Linked DNA regions of Homo sapiens: region 2 is linked to region 1. A link is an interaction called in ENCODE POLR2A ChIA-PET data of the cell type or tissue named here. Cell type or tissue: HepG2. All regions are shown on one strand. Links, peaks and the distances in the headings refer to the core of each region. The heading gives the core; the rest is flanking DNA. Region 1 has its middle 14 kb from the start of SAP18. Region 2 overlaps ZDHHC20 (zDHHC palmitoyltransferase 20).

Region 1 (11,316 bases), core at 2,965-5,464:
TTTTCATTTGGATTAATCTTTTCTATTTCTAAGAACTCCTTATAAGTCAGAGAGGGCCGGACAGATTGGCTCACACCTGCAATCCCAGCACTTTGGGAGGCCAAGATGAGAGGATTGCTTGGGCCCAGGAGTTCGAGACCAGCCTGGGCAACATGGTGAAACCTTGTTTCTACAAAAAAATCTAAAAAAATAGAAATTAAAATAATAATAATAAGAAGAAGTTAGAATAGCCCCGTGTCTGTGGCATAGTTTCCAGTATCTTTTTCTGGTTTGTCGTTTGTTTGCTGCTTATAGGCAGGGTCTTGCTCTGTCATCCAGCAGGAGTGATGTGGCACAATCAGGGCTCATTGCACCCTTGAACTCCTGGGGTCAAGTGATCCCCTCTGCCTCAGCCTCCCAAGTAGCTGGGACTACAGGCATGCACCACGCCCAGCCATGTCATTTGTTTTTTAACTTTGCTTATGGTGATTGATTTTTATGAAGTGGGATTATTCGCTCTGTCGCCCAGAATGGAGTGTAGTAGCACGATCATAGCTCTCTGCAACTTCAAACTCCCAGGCTCACGTTATCCTCCCACCTCAGCCTTCTGAGTAGCTAGGACTACAGATGCGCATCACACCCAGTTAATTTTTTATTTTAGTAAAGACAGTTTTGCCATGTTAGCCAGGCTGGTCTCGAACTCCTGACCTTAAGTGATCCACCTGCCTCAGCATCCCAAAGTGCTGGGATAACAGGTGTGAGCCACCATGCCAGGCCAATGTCCCCACTTAAAAATGCAACATCTATGCCTACCCAAACACTCCAAGCCCCTTACCCTGCTTTACCTTTTCCACAATGATCACTTCATAATATAATCTTTTTTTTTCTTTTTTTCTTTTTTTTTTTTTTGAGACAGAATCTCATTCTGTTGCCCAGGGTGAAGTGCAGTGGTATGATCTTGGCTCACTGCAACCTCTGCCTTTCAGATTCAAGTGATTCTCGTGCCTCAGCCTCCCAAGCAGGTGGGATTACAGGCATGCGCCACCACACCAGCTAGTTTTTTAATTTTTAATAGAGATTGGGTTTCACCATTTTGGCCAGGCTGGTCTCAAACTCCTGACTTCAGCTGATCTGCCCACCTCGGCCTCCCAAAGTGCTGGGATTACAGGTATGAGCCACCATGCGTGGCCGCTTTGTAACATGATCTATTATTCACTTATTTATTTTCTTCTTTTTATTGCCTGTCTTCTTCATATGACTATAAACTTCACTGGGACAGAGTTTTTTTCTCGTTTGTTTACTGAACATCTGCAGAGCCTAAACAGAGCCTCAAATGCAGGAAGTATTCAATAAATATTTATCAAGTGGATGAATTCAATTTTTGTTTTCTTTTTCCATTGGAGTTGGAGGTTTTTTTCTTATGAATTCTTTACATATTAAAGATATTGGCCGGGCGCGGTGGCTCATGACTGTAATCCCAACACTTTAGGAGGCCAAGGCGGGCGGATTGCCTGAGGTCAGGAGTTCAAGACCAGTTTGGCTAACATGGTGAAACCCTGTCTCTACTAAATATACAAAAAAATTAGCTGGGCATGGTGGTGTCCATCTTTAATCCCAGCTACTTGGGAGGCTGAGGCAGGAGAATGGCATGAACCAAGGAAGTAGAGCTTGCAGTGAGCTGAAATCGCACCACTGCACTCCAGCCTGGGTGACAGAGCAAGACTGTCTCAAAAAAAAAGATATTAGCCCTTTTGTCAATATGTTATATTTTTCTTAGAATATGTGTCCAAAAAAAGAGAATATGTCTCCCACTTTTCCTATGCATTTTCTTACATTATGGATAATATTTTATGAGCTGTATTATAGATATTTTCCTATACTTAAAAAAAATTTGGCCTGGCACGGTGGCTCATGCCTGTAATCCCAGCACTTTGGGAGGCTGAGGCTCCCTCCTCAATCCCAGTAGGCACCATTCCCACCATTGTGTCTCTCCCAGTGGCCACCTGCATTCACAAAGCATTGCCTTTATTCCTGGCACACACAGATAATAATTGAGGTCACTGTGTGATCACTGCATGCTATGCCCCTCCAGGATCCCATTTCCACCAAGAGGAGCTTGCCACTGCCTTCCAACCCAACCACCTCAGACAGCCAACCCCAGAACCTCACTGCTTTGGCCTTAGGGTTTGTTCCCCGCCCCGCCCCCACAACCTCCGCCCCTCCCCCCTACTCCCCGTCCCCTGCCCCCTGCCAGATTCCTATGTTGAATAGTCCCCACTGTGTTGGTATTGAGAGTTGAGATCATTGGTAAATGATCAGGTCATAAGGATGGACTCCTCATGAATGTGATTAGTGTCCTTGTTTCTGTTACAGGCTGGAGTGTAGTGGTGTGATCTCTGCTCACTGCAACCTCTGCTTCCCAGGTTCAAGCGATTCTCCTGCCTTAGCCTCCCAAGTAGCTGGGATTACAAGCATGTGCCAACCACACCCAGCTAATTTCTGTATTTTTAGTAGAGATGGGGTTTCACCATGTTGGCCAGGATGGTCTTGATCTCCTGACCTCATGATCCACCCACCTCGGCCTCCCAAAGTGCTGGGATTACAGGTGTGTTGCCCAGGCTGGAATGCAATTGTGCAATCTCGGCTCACTGCAACCTCTGCCTCCTGGGTTCAAGTGATTCTCCTGCCTCAGCCTCCTGAGTAGCTGGGATTACAGGCATGTGCCACAACCCCCAGCTAATTTTGTATTTTTAGTAGAGACGGGGTTCCTCCATGTTGGTCAGGCTGGTCTTGAACTCCCGACCTCAGGTGATCCGTCTGCCTCGACCTCCCAAAGTGCTGGGATTACAGGAGTGAGCCACTGCACCTGGCTCTCCCTCTGTCTCCCTCTGTCACCCGGCTGGAATGCAGTGGCGTGATCTCAGCTCACTGCAACCTCACCTCCCGGGTTGAAGCAATTCTCAGACCTCAGCCTCCCGAGTAGCTGGGATTACAGGCACCCACCACCATGCCTGGCTATTGTTTGCCCTTTTTTGCCCTTCTGCCATGTGAGGACACATAGAAGGTGCCATCTAAGAGGAACGGGCCCTCACCAGACACTGAATACCTGGCTCCTTGATCTTGGACTTCCCCACCTCCAGAACTGTGAGCAAGACATTCTGTTGTGTATAAATTACGCAGTCTAAGCTGTTTTGCTACAGCAGCCTGAACAGACTGAGACACCCACATTTGAGAGTTGTTTCCTGGGGCCACTTCTGGCACCAAACACGCAGTGTTCAATTGGAAAAACAAACCATTCTAGATATTTTAAGCAGAAAGGGATTTAAATTACGGAATCAGATACTGTAAAAACTGCTGGCAGGTCTAAAGGAGCAAAAATCCAGGGAAGTTTGTCAAAACAGCATGAAGAAAGATGCTAAGTAGCATGAAAAAATCCAGGAAAGTAAGGTGTTAGTTTCCAGGTTCATCATGACAGCTATGGGACGGGGACCTAGGAAATTGCTGCCCCCTGTTCCCTGGTCAGAAACCTCCATGATGCTCAAACGCCCAACAGGGAGGGGCAGCCTCGCAGCGGGTGCCTGGAGGTGGCTGCAAGGCCTCAGGTGTGCTGAGGTCCCCACATGCCCCCTGCTTGCGGCCTCGGCATCCCTTTGTCTTTCAAATAATGCAGGAGTACCTAAACTTGGTCCTTGGCAGAATGTAAATCCTGGAACCCTGGAGGCAAGAGGGTCTGGGAAATGCAGTTCTAGGATTCCGAGGAAGGCAGTGGAGATAAACCGTGGCTGAAGATAAAAAGAGGGAGAGAAAGCTCCCTAATGTCTAGCACACTCCATTAGAAACCTGGCCGGGCGCGGTGGCTCACGCCTGTAATCCCAGCACTTTGGAAGGCCGAGGCGGGAGGATCACGAGGTCAGGAGATCGAGACCACGGTGAAACCCTGTCTCTACTAAAAATACAAAAAAAAAAAAAAAAAGAAAAGAAAAATTAGCCGGGCATGGTGGCGGGCGCCTGTAGTCCCAGCTACTCGGGAGGCTGAGGCAGGAGAATGGCGTGAACCCAGGAGGCGGAGCTTGCAGTGAGCCGAGATAGCGCCACTGCACTCCAGCCTGGGCGACAGAGCGAGACTCCATCTCAAAAAAAACCAAAAACCAAACAACAACAACAACAAAAAACTTCTTTCTAATCAGGAATTCAGCTCTCTTCATTATACTCACTCTTTCTGTGAATCTCCTGACCCCCCCCCCCGCCCCCCGACAGGCTATTTCTCAGGGCCTGGTCCACAGGCCAGGTGTGCCCCATCCCAATCCTACTAAAATGTGCTCTCTGCAGGCAGCCTTTTTAGGACCACCATTAAGTACGCTGACAACCAAAACTTTCCTTTTCTCCAAGCTGTGAAGCTAAGGTTTCTGGAGTTTCCAATGGTTGCAAAGCCCACATAACTCGCTGAGCAACTGAGCTTGTGTCTGCTCCCCCTGTGCTGGCACACTGCCCAGAGTGGCAGCTTGCGAAGTCAGGAGCAGGATGGGGCATCTGAGACGGCCCTGCCTCCTCAGTACGCTTCAGCACACTCCAGTGTGTGAGTACAAGGCAGGAAGCGCTGGCTGCTGTCATTCCCTTTGTCCTGAAGAATGACAAATAGTCCACTGTAGGGTCCCAGCGGCTTCCCTGCCATGCCCAACTCATACCCTCAGTATAAATTACAAATTTACAGTTACACACCCTACCATCATACCTTAGCAGAGAAAAAAAATTAAGCTGAGTTACAAACTAGATGTTATTAAAAGCCTAAAGATTATGGTTACAAAGAAAAATATAACTATTACAAATTCTCAAGGCTTAATTATTTTTTCTTTGTAAAGACAGGCAGGCTGGACACAGTGGCTCATGCCTGTAATCCCAGCACTTTGAGAGGCCGAGGTGGGCGGATCACCTGAGGTCAGGAGTTCAAGACCAGCCTAGACAACATGGTGAAACCCTGTCTCTACTAAAAATACAAAAATTAGCCAGGTGTGGTGGTGTGTGCCTGTAGTCCCAGCTACTCGGGAGGCTGAGTCAGGATAATCGCTTGAACCTGGGAGGCAGAGGTTGCAGTGAGCCAGGATTGAGCCACTGCACTCCAGCCTGGGCAACAAGAGCAAAACTCCGTCTCAAATAAATAAATAAAGGCAATTAAAATGTAAATTTGTAAAACAACAACAACAACAACAAAATAAAGGCTTGTGATACTACCCACCAGAATAGATCAAGCAAAAATTTGGATCCGGTAATTTTTTTTTTTTTTTTTTTTGAGATGGAGTCTTGCTCTGCCACCCAGGCTGGAGTGCAGTGGCGCCATCTCAGCTCACTGCAAGCTCTGCCTCCCGGGTTCACACCATTCTCCTGCCTCAGCCTCCCAAGTAGCTGGGACTACAGGCGCCCGCCACCACGCCCAGCTAATTTTTTGTATTTTTTTAGTAGAGACGGGGTTTCACCATGTGAGCCAGGATGGTCTTGATCTCCTGACCTCGTGTGGATCTGGTAATTTTTAAGTCTTAAAAATTCTTTGAACTCAGAACTGTAAATAATGAAGAGATGTCCAAAGCATTGGCAGGCCTTGCACAGAAATTTCCTGGCTGCTTGAATTTCAAACCTCTCGCCTTCCCAAGTCAGTGAGCACCAAGCTTTGGGAATGATTCCCAACCCCAGGGAGCCCTCGAAACAGCTGAGGTCCTGGGCTTTCCCTGGAGGTGTTGGTTTCCGTTGTTTGTTGTTATTGTTGTTTTAAGATTCCCAGGTGCTTCTAATATGCAGCCACAATTGAAAACCTCTGGTTTAAGGGTTAAATAAGGCGGACATCTCAACTGTTTTCATATTGCTACTTCACTACTTCTACTACTCCCAGAAATAATCTAGTAACTATTTCCAGTCCCACAATGTAATGGTCTTGAACTGATGCCATTTAAAGTTGTGTTCACCTGGCCTGTAACAGCCACCTTGACTCCTTTCATAGCCTGGGGTTGTGGCTGACTTTTGTGACTTTCCCTGAGTGAAATGGTGTGTGCACTAGAGTTACTGTCTTCTCTCCTGGCTGGCCATTTTGAAATACCTTCCACATACAATACATGCCTACTTATTTGCTTTTTCTCCCTTTTCGTTGATCAGGACTTAAGAGTTTTGAAAGTTGATTAAAATAAATATTCTTCAGAACTTGAATCTGGCTGTCAAGAATGTGAGTGAAGCCCCATACAGTGGCTCACACCTGTAGTCCCAGCAGTTTGGGAGGGCAAGGCAGGAGGATCACTTGAGCCCAGGAGTTCCAGACCAGCCTGGGCAACATAGTCACTCTGGTTGGGGCATGCCCTCTGCACCAGCTCTGGGAGGTGATTCTGCCTGTTTTGCTGACTGCCCAACCTCACAGAGTGGTTGTGTGTTTTTCTAAGCCTAATCGATCAGCCTTCTTGGTGGTTCTATGAGCTGCTTTTTCAGTCCATTCCTTTTCTTAAATTGGCCAGAGTCCTTCCATGTTTGCAAGAAGAATCCCAACTGCTATGACTCTTATTCTAATTAAAATAAAATTCAAACTCCTGTCATGGTCTCAGATAGGTGACCTGGCCCCTGCCCACATCTCTGGCCTTTCTGTCCTTTGTCCTCCCTGCTCCAGCCCCTGGCCTGGCTTCTTTTTTTTTTTTTCCTTTTTGAGACAAAGTCTCACTCTGTCCCCCAGGCTGGAGTGAAATGGCGCAATCTCGGCTCACTGCAACCTCTGCCTCTCGGGTTCAAGTGATTCTTCTGCCTCAGCCTCCTGAGTAGCTAGAATTACAGGTGCCCGCCACCACGCCTGGCTAATTTTTTTTATATTTTTAGTAGAGACAGGGTTTCACCATGTTGGCCAGGCTGGTCTCGAACTCCTGACCTCAGGTGATCTGCCCGCCTCGGCCTCCCAAAGTGTTGGGATTACAGGCGTGAGCCACTGCGCGTGGCTGGCCTGGCTTGCTTTCATTCTCCCTACATGCAGCCTGGGCCATCTCAGCCCCTTCCCAGAGCTCACCTTCTGCCTGCAAGCCCCATCTCCCAGATCTCCAGGCTGTCTCTTCTCATTTGGCATCACTTCAGGGCCCTGTGTGTTTCTCTTTCTCTTTTTTTTTTTTTTTTTCTGAGACAGGGTCTTGTTCTGTCACATAGGCTGGAGCGCAGTGGCACAATCATAGCTCACTGCAGCCTTGACCTCCTGGGCTCAAGTGATCCTCCTACATTAGCTTCCCAAGTAGCTGGGACCACAGGTGCACACTACCATACCCAGTTAATTTTAAAATTTTTTTGTAGAGATAGGGTCTTACTATGTTGTCCAGGCTGATCTTGAAGTCCTGGGCTCAAACAATCCTTCTGACTCAGCCTCCCGAAGTGTTGGGGTTATAGGCACGAGTTTCCAGTTTATTTGGGTAAATACCAAGGAGCATGATTGCTGAATTGTATGATAATAGTATGTTTAGTTCTGTAAGAAACTGCCAAACTGTCTTTCAAAGTGGCTGTACCATTTTGCATTTCCACCAGCAATGAATGAAATTTCCTGTTGCTCTACATCCTCAGCATTTGGTATTGTCAATGTTTTTTATTTAGCTGCATAAACAATCATGTCACCTGCAAACTACAACAGTTCTTTTTTTTTTTTTTTAAACTAGTTTATATAAATAGAGACAGGGTTTTGCTATGTTGCCCAGGCTAGTCTCAAACTACTGGGCTCAAGTGATCTGCCTGCCTCAGCCTCCCAAATTTCTGGGATTACAGGCATAAGCCACCATGCCCAGCCAGTACAACAGTTTTAATTCTTCCTCCCCAATCTGTCTACCTTTACTTTTCTTTTCTCATCTTGCATTAGCTAGGACTTCTAATACAATATTAAAAAGCAGTAGTGAGAAGGGACATCCTTTCCTTGTTCCTCATCTTAGGGGGAGGACTAATTTCTCACCATTAAGAATATGATGTTAGCTGTAGGCTTTTTGTAGATGTTCTTTATCTAGCAGAGGAAGTTCCTCTTTATTCCTAGTTTGCTGACAGTTTTTTTTATCATGAATGGGCGTTTGATTTTGTCAAATGCTTTTTTTTATATTATTGATATGATATTATTTTCCTTCTTTATTATTATTATTTTTTTGAGATGGAGTCTTGCTCTGTTGCCCAGGCTGGAGTGCAGTGGCCCAATCTTGGCTCATTGCAACCTCCGCCTCCTGGGTTCAAGTGATTCTCCTGCCTCAGCCTCCTGAGTAGCTGGGATTACAGGCACCTGCCACCACACCCGGCTAATTTTTGTATTTTTAGTGGAGATGGGGTTTTTGTATTTTGTTTTGTATTTTTAGTAGAGACAGGGTTTCACCATGTTGGTCAGGCTGGTCTCAAACTCCTGACATTGTGATCCGCCCACCTCGGCCTCCCAAAGTGCTGGGATTACAGGTGTGAACCACCACGCCCAGCAACATCAGCTGATTTTTAAATATTGAGCCAGCCTTGCATACCTGGGATAAATCCCACTTGGTTATGGTTTTTTAATACAACATTGTTGGATACAATTTGCTTATATTTGTTGAGGATTTTTGCCTCTGTGTTCATGAGAGATACTGATCTATTTTTTTTTTTTAAGCCAGGATCTCATCTTGTCACCCAAGCTGGAGTGCAGTGGTGCAATCCTGGCTCACAGCAGCTTCAGTCTCCTAGACTTAAGTGATCCTCCCACCTAAGCCTCCCAAGGAGTGGGGACTATAGACATGCACCACCACGCCTGGCTACTTTTTCATATTTTTTATAGAGATGGGGTTTTGCCATGTTGACCAGGCTGGTCTCGAACTCCTGACCTCAAGTGATCTGCCCACCTTGACCTCCCAAAGTGCTGGCATTACATGTGTGAGCCACTGCGTCTGGCCCTAAAATGTCTTTAACCATGTAACACATATTTTAATACCAGTTATACATTTATTTGGGAGCGGTGGCTCACTTGTGTAATCCCAGCACTTTAGGAGGCCTCTACAGCTTGCCTCTGGTAAATATGTTGCTGACACTCTGCAGACTCTTGAGGAAGTAGATGTCTGTTTGAAAACCATTTTCCATCTAATCATTCAAATGCTTAAATTAGGGATTAAAATGAGAGACATTTCAACTCTCTGAAAAGACAATGCCACCCCTTTTTCTGTTCCACTGGCTTAAAAGTAAGTGGGTTTCCAAATCCTACACCTTAGGGTCTAATTGGTGGGAACAGCCTAGTAATTTATCCAACTGTTCATTGATATAATTCAATAGGCATTAACTGAGCACTAGCTATGTGCTAGGTAGGCTCTGTGGACTGGGCTAGGAGCTGGGGATGCAGAGGTAAGACAGAGCCTCTGCCCTCAGGCAGTTTACATTCTATAAAGAGAGGGTGACATAAGTCACATAAATCAGAAACGAGAGATGCTATGAGAAATAAACAAGCGATTGCTGATGGAGGAGGGAGGCAGAGAGAACTCTACATTACTAAAGCTGAGAAAGGCCTCTCTGAGATTACTTTGATAATAGAGTGAGTGAGGACTGAGGATGGGACAAGGGTGTGGGGGAAGATTGTCTCAGGCAGAGGAAGCAGCAAATGTTAACGTCCTGGTCTGGTAGGGAAGGCCCACAGGGCTGCAGAGCAGTGAATTAGGAGGATGGCGGGAGAGGAGGGTGGAGGAGTCATCAGTATCTTAGTATGGAAGTTAGCTTTTGTTCCAAAGTACAATGGATACTTTGAAGGTTTTTAATCAAGGGATTAGGACTTTTAAAACACTACCCCTCTGGCTATAGCGTGAAGAATGCCAGTAGGGGTGACACAGCAAGAACAGTTAGGAGGATCAGGACTGATTCATGGCAGCATTGCCTGTAGTGCTGATGCCAAACAAGCACTTGTGCTCATTTGTAAAAATACAGAGTTCTGGCCAGGCTGGTGGCTCATGCCTGTAATCCCAGTGAGAGGTGAAGCCAGCTGGACTTCCTGGGTGGAGTGGGGACTTGGAGAACTTTTCTGTCTTACAAGAGGATTGTAAAATGCACCAATCAGCACTCTGTAGCTAGGATTGTAAAATGCACCAATTAGCGCTCTGTAGCTAGCTAGAGGTTTGTAAAATGCACCAATCAGCACTCTGTAAAAATGCACCAATGAATGCTCTGTAGCTAGCTAGAGGTTTGTAAAATGGACCAATCAACACTCTGTAAAATGGACCAATCAGCGCTCTGGAAAATGGACCAATTAGCAGGACATGGGCAGGGACAAATAAAAGAATAAAAGCTGGCCATTCCCCCTTTTTCCACCGCCCCCTGCTTCCGCCAGCAGTTGCAACCAGCTCCAGTCTCTTTCTGGGTTGTGGAGGTTTTGCTCTTTCCCTCTTCCCAATAAATTTTGCTGTTGCTCACTTTTCGGGTCCCTGCGGTCATTAAGAGCTGTAACACTCACTATGCCATCTTTAAGAGCTGTAACACTCACCGCGAGGGTCCGTGGCTCCGTTCTTGAAGTCACGGAGACCACGAACCCACCGGACACCAGCACTTTGGGAACCCTTGGAGGCTGAGGCAGGTGGATCACCTGAGGTCAGGAGTTCTGAGACCAGCCTGACCAATTTGGTGACACTCTCTCTCTACTGAAAATACAAAAATTAGCTGGGTGTTGTGGTGTGAGCACATAATCCCAGCTATTTGGAAAGGGAGACAGGACAATTGCTTGAACCCAGGAGGCAGAGGGTGCAGTGAGCGGAGATCGTGCCATCGCACTCCGGTGTGGGAGACAGAGACTCCATCCCCCCTCCAAAAAAAAGAGGTTTTTTTTTGTTTTGTTTTTGTTTTTGAGACGGAGTCTTGCTCTGTCACCCAGGCTGAAGTGCAGTGGCGCGATCTCAGCTCACTGCAACCTCCACCTCCTGGGTTCAAGCGATTCTCCTGCCTCAGCCTCCCGAGTACCTGGGACTACAGGCGCCCGCCACCATGCCTGCCTAATTTTTTTTTTGTATTTTTAGTAGAGACAGGGTTTCACTGTGTTAGCCAGGATGGTCTCGATCTCCTGACCCTGAGATCTGCCCGCCTTGGCCTCCCAAAGTGCTGGGATTACAGGCATGAGCCACCAAAAAAGAGTTCTTAAGATAGCAAAAAGTAACCACCTGGGCTTGGTGGCTTATGCTTGTAATCCTAGCACTGTGAGAGGCAGAGGTAGGAGAATCACTTGAGGCCAAGAGCTCAAGACCATTCTGGGCAACCTAGCAAGACTCAATCTCTACAAAGTATTAAAAAATGAGCTGGATGTGGTGGCTCATGCCTGTAGTACAAGCTGCTCATGAAGCTGAGGAGGGAGGATCCCTTGAGCCCAGG
Region 2 (11,316 bases), core at 3,496-5,995, 310 kb after region 1:
AGTTCATAGGCATTTGAGTGATTTCACCTTTTTGTCTATTATGATTACTCGTGTATTCACCAAGCCTTTGGGTGGACATAATATTTTTGTATTAGTCCATTTTCACGCTGGTGATAAAGACATACCCAAGACTAGGAAGAAAAAGAGGTTTAATTGGACTCACAGTTCCACATGGCTGGGGAGGCCTCAGAATTATGGCTGGAGGCAAAAAGGCACTTTTTACACAGTGGAGGCAAGAGAAAATGAGGATGCAAAAGCAGAAACCCCTGATAAAACCATCAGATCTCTCTTGAGACTCATTCACTACCACGAGAACAGTATGGGGGAAACCACCCCCATGATTCAAATTATATCCCACTGGGTCCCTCCCACAACACAGGGGAAATTACAGGAGTACAACTGAAGATGAGATATGGATGGGGACACAGCCAAACAATATCAATTTTCATTACTTAATATCTAAAAATGGGATTGCTGGGTCTAATGTTAAATATGTGCTTAACTTTACCAGTAACAGCCAAACTGTTTTCAAAGTGGCTGTATTTGGCACAAAGTGTTTGGCACTTCCACTTACAATGGATCAGAGTTATAGTTGCTCCACATCCTCACCAATACTTAGAATTGACAGTTTTTAAAATTTAGCTGTTCTAAAAAATATGCAGTGGTATCTTCATTTCACTTTTGTGTTTTTCTAATAACTACAGCATCTTTTCATGTGTTTAACAATCACTATCCCTTATTTGTGAAGTTATATGTTCAATGGTGCCCCTCTTTTAACTGTATTGCTTATTGAGTCATGAGTTCTTCATATATTCTGGATACAAATCTTGATATGTGTGTGCCAATATTTTCTCCTAGGCCATAACTTGCCTCTTTATATTTTTAACAGTGTCTTTTGAAGAGCACAAACTCTTAATTTTGATGAAGTCTTAATTTAATTTATCAATTTTTTTCTTTTATCATTCATGCCTGGGAAATCTTTGCCAACCTATGAAAGTCACAGTTTCTCATATGTTTTCTTCTGGAAGTTTTATAGGTTTTATATTTAGGTCTGTAATATATTTCATTTTCATTTTATATCATTTCATATTTTTTATTATTTTTGAGACAGAGTCTTGCTCTCATTTTATTTCATATTTTATTTTATTATTTTTCAGACAGAATCTCGCTCTGTCGCCCAGGCTGGAGTGCAGTGGTGCGATTTCAGCTCACTAAAACCTCCGCTTCCTGGTTCAAGCCATTTTCCTGCCTCAGCCTCCCAAGTAGCTGGGACTAAAGGCATGCACCACAGTGTCCCACTAATTTTTTTTTTTTTTTTGAGACAGAGTCTCGCTCTGTAGCCCAGGCTGGTGTGCAGTGGCGTGATCTCGGCTCACTACAAGCTCTGCCTCCTGGGTTCACACCATTCTCCTGCCTCAGCCTCCTGAGTAGCTGGGACTGCAGGCGCCCACCACCATGCCTGACTAATTTTTTTTGTGTTTTTTAGTAGAGATGGGGTTTCACCATGTTAGCCAAGGTGGTCTGGATCTCCTGACCTCGTGATCCACCTGCCTCGGCCTCCCAAAGTGCTGGGATTACAGGCATGAGACATCTCTCCTGGACAACTTTTTTGTATTTTTAATAAAGATAGGGTTTCACCATGTTGGCCAGGCTTGTCTTGAACTCCTGACCTCAACTGATCCGCCTACCATGGCCTCCCAAAGTGCTGGGATTACAGGTGTGACCCACCATGCCCCCCCATGTAATCCATTTTAAAAAGTTGATACTTTGTATATGGTACAGGTAAAGGTTGAGGTTAATTTTTTTACATATGAATGGTGAATAGTTCTTACAGTGTTAGTTGAAATAACTATTTGTTCTTCATTAAATTAACCTGGAATTTTCTTATGGGAATCAACTGACTATACGTGTAAGGGTTTATTTCTGAACTCTATTTTGTTCCACTGGTCTATATGTCCATTCTTACTCAGATACTACAGTCTTGATTACATATAGCTTTCAGTAAATCTTGAAATCAGATAGTATGGGTCCTCCAACTTATTATTTTTCAAAAGTATTTTGGCTATTTTAGGTTTGCATTTCCATATAAATACTTACTTATTTTTACCTTTTTTAGAGACAGGATTTTGCTGTATTGCCCAGGCTTGTCTCAAACTCCTGGGCTCAAGCAGTCTGTCTGTCTCAGCCTCCCAAGTAGCTAGGACTATAGGCCTCCTGAGTAGCTAGACAGCTTGCATGCCATTGTGTCTGGCCCATGTAAATTTTAAACTCATCTTATTGATTTCCTTAAAAAAATACTCAAACAAGGCCAGGCATGGTGGCTCATGCCTGTAATCCCAGCACTTTGGGAGGCTGAGGCGGGCGGATCATGAGGTCAGGAGATCGAGACCATCCTGGCTAACACAGTAAAACTCCATCTCTACTAAAAATACAAAAAATTAGCCGGGCGTGGTGGCGGGTGCCTGTAGTCCCAGCTACTCAGGAGGGTGAGGTAGGAGAATGGCGTGAACCCAGAAGGCGGAGCTTGCAGTGAGCCGAGATCACTCCACTGCACTCCAGCCTGGGTGACAGAGCAAGACTCCATCTGGTGGGGGTGGGAGGCGGGAATTCACAAACAAAAATCTGCCTGGTTTTGTTTTTTGTTTGTTTGTTCTGGGAGATCCAGTGCTGGCTGATGCCTGGATTTTGACTGGCTGAACTTACAGATCAACTTGGGGAGAAGTAATGTCTTTGAAATATTGTCTTACAGCCCATGACCATGGCGTAGCTCTCCATTTTAGATTTTCTCTATCACACAGAATCTTGCACATATTTTATTAGACTTATCCCTAAAATATTTCATGTTTTTGATGCTATTATAAACAGCATTTCTAAAAATTCCAATTTTAATTACTCATTGCTATAGAATAGTATTTAGAAATATGTTTTAGTTTTTTTATTGACCTTGTATGCTGGCTCAATTCACTTTTCGGTTCTAGTAGCTTGTTTGCAGTTTCTTTGGGATTTTCTACATAAATGACTAGTCTGGTAATCAACAGGGTTTGTTTTCCTTTCCTACGTGTGTGTGTGTGTGTGTCTGTGTGTCTGTGTGTGTGCGTGCACACCATTTTAAAAGGAAGATTAAATACCTGATAAGTTGATACCGATATTTCCAATTAAAATTAAAGTCTACAGGGTTTTTACTTAACATCTTCTATCTCACATTTGTATCTCCTTTTTCCATTGAGAATTCTGGTTCTCAAGGACACAAGGGATGAAGAATTAGAATACCCCATATTGCTTACCCAATAATCTCGAGATAATGACAATAACACTGCCAGTAATATGATTACTTAAAAGTTTGAATAATTTTTTCATATATTCTCTCTCCATTCTCTAGTAGTTGTGCTGAATCAAAATTGTTAAAGCATATAGTATCCATTACAAACATTATTCCTCATTTAGTCTTAGTCTTGGGTCCACAAGAAAATAAATATTTAATGTTCATATTAGAGTTTAATTTGTATCTCTGCAGTCAATTTGGTTGTCTGAAGCTCATTGTCATTCTCTAGCAAACTAGTTTTGCTACAGATACTGTTCATGTTCTGTTTTTATGCAGTGATTTGGAGTGACTCAAAAATAATGTACTATTACCACCATCTTCCCTAAATCCATATGATGATGACTTTTTGAAAAGATCAGGCCAGATGTCTTGTGAAATGTCCTACAAATTCTAGAAATCGCTACCCATTAGCACACAGAGACATCCTTTTTTTTTTTTTAAAGCATTGCACAATATTCCGTTGTGTGGATATTCCAGTTATACAATCAGCCTTCTATTGATGGGCATCTGTGTTGTCGCCAATCCTTTGCCACTACAATGTTGCAATAAATAACCTTGTGCATGTGTTGTTTATTTGTGGAAGTTTATCTTCAGTGTAGATTCCTAACAGTGGGATTACTGAACCAAAAGTAAATCTGTCCACCATGTCTTTAGCTTTTTGCAAAAACCCTTTTATACGGGTTGTACCATTTTATACTTCTACCAGCAATGAATGAAACTGACTGTTTCTCTGCAGTCTACTCAATGAAGTTTTCAATCTTTTGGTATGGCAGGATAATTTTACCTCGTATTTATCTTATAAGTGAGGGTCAGTATCTTTTCTTATGCTTATGTGTCATTTTCATTTTTTTTTTCCTGTGAAACATCTGCTTACTTTTTTGTTTGTTTGTTTTTTCTATTGTGCTTGGTGATTCTGAGATGTTAGAGGCTTTCCTCATTGCCTTAAGATCATCCACCCATATTTTCTTCTAATGCTTGAATGTTTCCATTTTTTATATTCATTCTTGGTCCCTGTTGAAATGACCAATTCCAGGGGCAGGAAAAGTATCAAACAATGCTGAAATATATTGCCAGAAAGAAAGGAAGTACTAAAAAAACAATAAGGACACATCAAAGCACACAGAAACAAGATGGAAACTGGCTCCTACTGGCCAAATCTGGGACAAATTGAACAATAAAATACGTGTTAGATTATAATTCACAAAATAGAATTTGCCGGTGCATGCTGATATATGTGAGTGAATCAATAAATAAGTAAATGGGAGAAGGATAATCTCTTCCATACAGTAGAATTCTAACTAGTAAATGTAGAAGAAATCATGGAATTAGAAAACCACCATTTGGCAACCAGGACAGTAATAACTGTTTCAAGCAAGAATTCTCAATAGATGCTAAAAGGAGTAAGTGAAAGTAATAACAAACAGATTATTCACAGGGTTTCAAAATGTCTCCCAATAAGAAATGACTCAGGTTGGGTTCTCTGGAATCAGATGCTAAGACAGAGTTTGGGGTGCAATGTATTTACTAGGGACCAGCATATGTGAAAGGAAGGGGGAAGAGGTATAATTGGGCTAAGGGAGCAATCTCACTGCAATATAGTCCTGGCTTCAGCAACCGGCAGGGAGCTCTGAAGTGGGCAGTTCCACCCCATCTCACTCAGGCATTGTGTGCAAGCTGCACCAGGAAGGGTGTGACCTTGGGTGATATGAGTCATGCAGAAAGTGCTGGAAGCTATCTGCTGACTGCACTGACCAAAACTGAGCAACAAGTCCTTCCTCAAAAAGGAATCCGTGTGATGTGGTGGTCTAATAGAATATTAATTACAAAGAAAAACTGTACCTTTATAGAATGGAGAAACATAGCACACACTACCTTGGGTGTTGATCAACATTAATGGTCCCCAAAATGTTATAATGACACAGCATTACTTCTGTGACATTCTTGCTGAAAATACATATAGGCACATCTCATAAGGTGCTTTGATTTATTGTGCTTTGCAGACATTATGTTTTTTACAAATCGAAGGTTGTGGCAACCCTGCATTAAGCAAGTCTATCTGTGCTATTTTTCCAACACTTTGTGCTCACTTTGTGTCTCCGTGTCACATTTTGGTTAATTCTCACAGTATTTCAACCTTTTTCATTATCATAATATCTGCTCTGGTGCTCTGTGATCAGTGATCTGTGACGTTACTATTGTAATTGTTTTGGAGTACCACCAACTGCATCCATATACGATGGAAAACTTAATAAATGTGGTGTTTCTACCACTCCACTGACCAGACATTCCTCTATCTCTCTCCGTCTCCTTGGGCCTCCCTATTTCCGGAGACACAACAATACTGCAATCAAGCCAATTAATAATCCTACAATGGCCTCTAAGTGTTCAGGTGAAAGGAAGAGTCACACACCTGTCACTTTAGATCAACAGCTAGAAATGACTAAGCTTAGTGAGAAAGACATGTTAAAAACCAAGACAGGATAAACGCTAGGCCTCTTGGGCCAAAGTTAGCCAAGTTGTGAATGCCAAGGAAAAGTTCTTGAAGAAAATTAAAAGTACTACTCCAGTGGAGTGGCACTAACTTTGGCCCACGTTGTGTACGTGTACCCTAGAACTTAAAGTATAATAAAAAAAATTAATTTTAAAAAAAGTACTACTCCAGTGAATAGATGAATAAGAAAGTGCAATGAGGCTGATACAAAAAAAGTTTGAGTTTTCTAGACAGAGAGCCAAACCAGCCACAAACATTCCCTTAAGCCAAAGCCTAACTCAGAGCAAAGTCCTAACTCTCTTTAATTTTGTGAAGGCTGAGAGAGATGAGAAAGCTGCAGGAAAAAAGTCTTAAGCTAGCAGAAGTTGATTTATGAGGTTTAAGGAAATAAGCCATCTCCATAACACAAAAGTACAGGACGAAGCAGCAAGTTTTTATGTAAAAGCTGCAGCAAGTTATTCAGAAGATCTAGCTGAGATAATTGATGAAGGTAGCTATATTAGTCCATTTTCACACTGTGAAATTTGGGTGGGGACACAGAGCCACGCCATATCAGTGGCTACACTAAATAACAGATGCTCGCTGCAGATGAAACAGTCTTTTATTGGAAGAAGAGGTCACCTAGAACTTTCCTAGCCAGAGAGAGGAAGTCAATGTCCAGCTTCAAAGAATAGGGAGACTCTTCTCAGGAGCCAATGTAGCTGGGGACTTTAAGTTGAAGCCAATGCTCATTTACCGTTCCAAAAACCCTAGGGCTCTGAAGAATTATGCTAAATCCACTCTGCCTATGCTCTAGAAATGGAACAACAAAACCTGGGTGACAGCACATCTGTTTACAGTATGCTTTACTGAATTTTTTTTTTTTTTGAGATGGAGTCTCACACTGTCGCCCAGGCTGGAGTGCAGTGGCACAATCTCAGCTCACTGCCACCTCCACCTCCCGGGTTCACGCCATTCTCCTGCCTCAGCCTCCTAAGTAGGTAGGACTACAGGCGCCCGCCACCACGCCTGGCTAATTTTTTGTATTTTTAGTAGAGATGGGGTTTCACCATGTTAGCCAGGATGGTCTCGATCTCCTGACCTCGTGATCTGCCCGCCTCGGCCTCCCAAAATTCTGGGATTACAGGCGTGAGCCACCGCACCCAGCGGCTTTATTGAATATTTTAAGCCCACTGTTGAGACCTACTGCTCAGAAAAAAGATTCCTTTCAAAATATTACTGCTCATTGAAAATGCACTTTGAAACCCAAGGACTCTGATGGAGATGTACAAGGAGATTCATGTTGTTTTTATGCCTGCTAACACATCTATTCTGCAGCCCATGGATCAAGGAGTCATTTCAACTTTCAAGCCTTATTATTTATTTAAGAAATACATTTCATAAGGCTATCGATGCCACAGTGATTCCTCTGATGGATCTAGGCAAACTACATTGATCACCTTCTGGAAAGGATTCATCATTTCTAGATGCCATTAAGAACACTCGTTTTTCATGGGAGGAGGTCAAAATATCAACATTAACAGGACTACAGAAGAAGCTGATTCCAGTCCAAGATCATGGATGACACTAAACAGTTCAAGACTTCAGTGGAGGAAGGGACTGCAGATGTGGTGAAAACAGCAAGAGAAGTAGAATAAGAAACAGAGCCTGAAGATGTGATGGAATTGCTGCAACCTCATGATAAAACTTGAACAGACGAGGAGTTGCTTTGTATGGAAGAGAAAAGAAAATGGTTTTTTTGACATGGCATCTATACCTGGTGAAGATACTGTGAACACTGATGAAATGACAAAAACCATTTAGAATATTACATAAACTTAGTTGATAAAGTATCAGCAGGGTTTGAGAGGACTGATACCAATTTCTGAAAGAAGTTCTACTGTGAGTAAAATGCTGTCAAACAGCATCACATGCTACAGAAAAATATTGTGAAAGGAAGAGTCAACAGATGCGGCAAACTTCGTTCTTGTCGTTTTGAGAAATTGCCACAGCTACCCCAGCCTTCAGCAACAACCTCCCTGATCAGTCAGCAGCCATCATCATCGAGGCAAGACCTTTCACCAGCAAAAAGATCAAGACTTGCTGAAGGCTTAGGTGACTGCTAATTGCTAGCATTTTTTTAGCAAAAAGTATTTTTTAAAGACACAATGCTATTGCACACTTAACAGACTACAGTATAGGGTGAACGTAACTTTTATATGCAGTAGGAAACCAAAAACTTGTATGACTTGCTTTATTTTGATATTTGCTTTATTGTGGTGGTATGAAATCAAACCTGCAATTTTCCCACCAAGGTATGCCTGCAATTCTCTGAATCTAATCATGAGGAAAGATCAAATAAACCTAAATTGAGGAACATTTACAAAATAAACCTTGGCCGAGTGCAGTGGCTCACGCCTGTAATCCCAACACGTAAGGAGGCTGAGGCAAGAGGATCGCTTGAGCCCAGGAACTTGAGACCAGTTTGGGCAACATAGTGGGACCCTGTTTCTACAAAAATTTCAAATATTAGCCAGGCATGGTGGCATATGCCTGTGGTCTCAGCTACTAAAGAGGCTGAGGCAGGAGGATTGCCTGAGCCCAGGAGGTCTAGGCTGCAGTGAGCCACGAACACACCACTGCACTCCAGCCTGCACTCTGCACTGCAACAGAGTGATGACAGAGTGATACCCTGTCTCAAAACAAAACAAAACAAAGTAAAACAAACCTGTACTCTTAAAAAATCATGATTATGAAATAAAGACTGAAGAACTCTTCCAAATATAAGGACACTAAAGAGACATGACATCTGCAATGTGTGATCCTAGACTGAACTGTGGAGCAGAACAAGGAACTGAGTGGACAAATGAAGTCTGAATAGGCCTACAGATTAAAGAGTAGTATTTAATCAATACTAATTTATTGATTTTAATAACTGCACTCTGGTTATATAATATTCTAATTCCCAGGCGCGGTGGCTCATGCCTGTAATACCAGCAATATGGGAGGCTGAGGCAGGTGGATCACCTGAGGTCACAAGTTCAAGACCAGCCTGGCCAACATGGTGAAACCCCATCTCTACTAAAAATACAAAAATTAGCCAGGTTTGGTGGCATGCGCCTGTAATCCCAGCTACTCAACAGGCCGAGGCACAAGAATTGCTCAAACCCAGGAGGCAGAGGTTTCAGTGAGCCAAGATCGCGCCATGGCACTCCAGCCTGGGCGACAGAGTAAGACTGTTTCTCAGAAAAAAAAAAAAAAAAAAAAAAAAAAAAAAGACAATGTTCTTGTTCTTAGGAAATAAAGGTAAACATAGGTAAAGGGGCATTAGCTCTACAACTTACTCTCATACATTTCAGAGAGAGAATGAGTGAATGAATGAATGACAAAGCACATATGACAAATAGTAACACTTAGAAAATGTGGGTGAAGGTTATATGACTATTGTTTGTACTGTTTTTCAAAAGTCAAATTATTTTAAAATAAAAAGTTAAAAATTTAAGATACGGCAGGTGCAGTGGCTCAACACCTGTAATCCCAGCACTTTGGGAGGCCGAGGCGGGTGGATCACCTGAGGTCAGGAGTTTGAGACCAGCTTGGCCAACATGGTGAAACCCTGTCTCTACTAAAAATACAAAAATTAGCCAGGTATGGTGGCACACGCCTGTAGTTCCAGCTACTTGGGAGGCTGAGGCACAAGAATCACTTCAATCCGGGAGGCTGAGGTTGCAGTGAGCCGAGATCATGCCATTGCACTCCAGCCTGGGTGACAACAGCAAAACTCTGTCCAAAAACAAACAAACAAAAAGTGTGTGTGTGTGTGTGTGTATATATATATATGACAAAAGAAAGATTTTATCCATTTGTACTTTATACTAAAACATAGCATGAGGTATGGACCTGATTTTACTCTTAGAAAATATGTATCCAATTGTCCCATCTTTTCCTCTGTAATTTGATGTGCTATTTTTACAATATTCTAAATTTCTTTAATTAGTCTATTTCTGGACATTATATACTGTTCCATTAGTCAATACATCTGTCCATGCACCAGACCACACAGTTTAAAAAAAAAAGAGAGAGAGAGACTATTTTTTAGAGTAGTTTTAAGTTCACAGCAAAATTGGGCAGAAAGTAGAAAGTTCCTCATATACTTCCTGCCCCCACAGTTTTAATTATAAGGCTTTTTGGTTTAAAATCTGGGGGATTTCCCCTACTTATTGCTCTTAATTTTTCAGAGATTTCCTGATTGCTTATTCTTTCTTATTTTTCCATAAGACCTCTGGTATCCACTTGTCTAGCACCAGAAACAAAAAAATGTTTACTGGAATTAGAATTCATTTATACATTAATTGGGGGAGAACTGGCATCTTTGTAATGTTGAATTATTCTGTCTATGAACGTAAAGTATGAAATGTCTTTCCATTTGTTCAAGTCACATTTTGGGTCTTTTAAGAATGTTTTCCTCTTGTGAATGTGACATTTTTCTTGTTTTTTTTTCTAAGGTATTTTCTCTTTTTGATGTTACCAGATATGGATAGTTCTCTTCCACTCTATTTTCTTTTCTCTCTTTTTTTTTTTTGAGACGGAGTCTAGCACTGTCGCCCAGGCTGGAGTGCAGTGGCGCGATCTCCACTTACTGCAAGCTCCGCCTCCTGGGTTCACGCCATTCTCTTGACTCAGCCTCCCAAGTAGCTGGGACTACAGGCGCCCGCCACCACGCCCGGCTTTTTTTTTTTTTTTTTTTTTTTTTTTGTATTTTTAGTAGAGACAGGGTTTCACCGTGTTAGCCAGGATGGTCTTGATCTCCTGACCTCGTGATCCGCCCACCTCAGCCTCCCAAAGTGCTGGGATACAGGCATGAGCCACCACGCCCAGCCCTCTTCCACTATATTTTCAAACTAAATTATTGTATATATAAAAAGTATTGGGTTTTGTTGCTAATTTTTTTATTCTGCCGTTTTACTCAATTCTTTTTGTCTGGGTTTTCTGTTGTTATTCTCTTGGCTTTTCAACATACACTATCAGATAATCTGCACACAGAAATAGTTTTCCCTCTTCCAAAGTCTCATGCTCCTGATTATCTTCTCTTGAATGAATGTGGTAATTAATTCCGTCAATACAATGTTACCAAGTAATAGACATAGTAGGTATCATTATTCCTGGTTTTATAGTGGAATATTATCAAGTATTTTGTGTGTACATAAATTTTGTTTACGTTAGGTATCATAAATTTTGTTTACGTTGTTTACGTTATGTATCCCTATTTTATTGTTTATCAAGAATGGATGTGTTGGACTTTTCAAATTCCTTTTTGGTATATATGGAAATAATGATTTTTCTTACTAGATGCATTAAGATGGTGAATTATAATAATGAATCTCAGCCTAGCTTGTATATCTATCATTTTTTCCTCCAATCCTTTTACCTTTCCCTTTATCGTGATTTCAGGTTCTTGGCTTTTTCCATTTCTATCCTCTATGCCTTTACTGTATCTTCAATCACATCTGTTCACCTTTGGGCA

Evidence for each region. ChIA-PET counts read pairs that join two places held together with the same protein. Peaks named below come from ENCODE experiments on the same cell type or tissue, not always from the same donor. Only the 100,000 strongest peaks of a DNase experiment are listed, where the experiment ranks them.
Region 2: POLR2A ChIA-PET joins it to region 1 with 7 read pairs; 1 of 35 experiments calls an interaction of 5 or more read pairs at or near these places.

Annotation. Positions count from the first base shown.
Region 1 is chr13:21,120,531-21,131,846 of GRCh38, forward strand. No RefSeq gene overlaps it. Among named protein-coding and RNA genes, the nearest start is that of SAP18, 14 kb to the right of the region's middle. RefSeq lists an enhancer at 9,474-9,982. In HepG2, for the core only: no CTCF peak of the experiment used is centred there; a DNase peak (open chromatin) is centred at 4,501.
Region 2 is chr13:21,431,030-21,442,345 of GRCh38, forward strand. The region is part of intron 1 of ZDHHC20 (zDHHC palmitoyltransferase 20); the gene reads right to left. Among named protein-coding and RNA genes, the nearest start is that of ZDHHC20, 23 kb to the right of the region's middle. In HepG2, for the core only: no CTCF peak of the experiment used is centred there; a DNase peak (open chromatin) is centred at 5,012.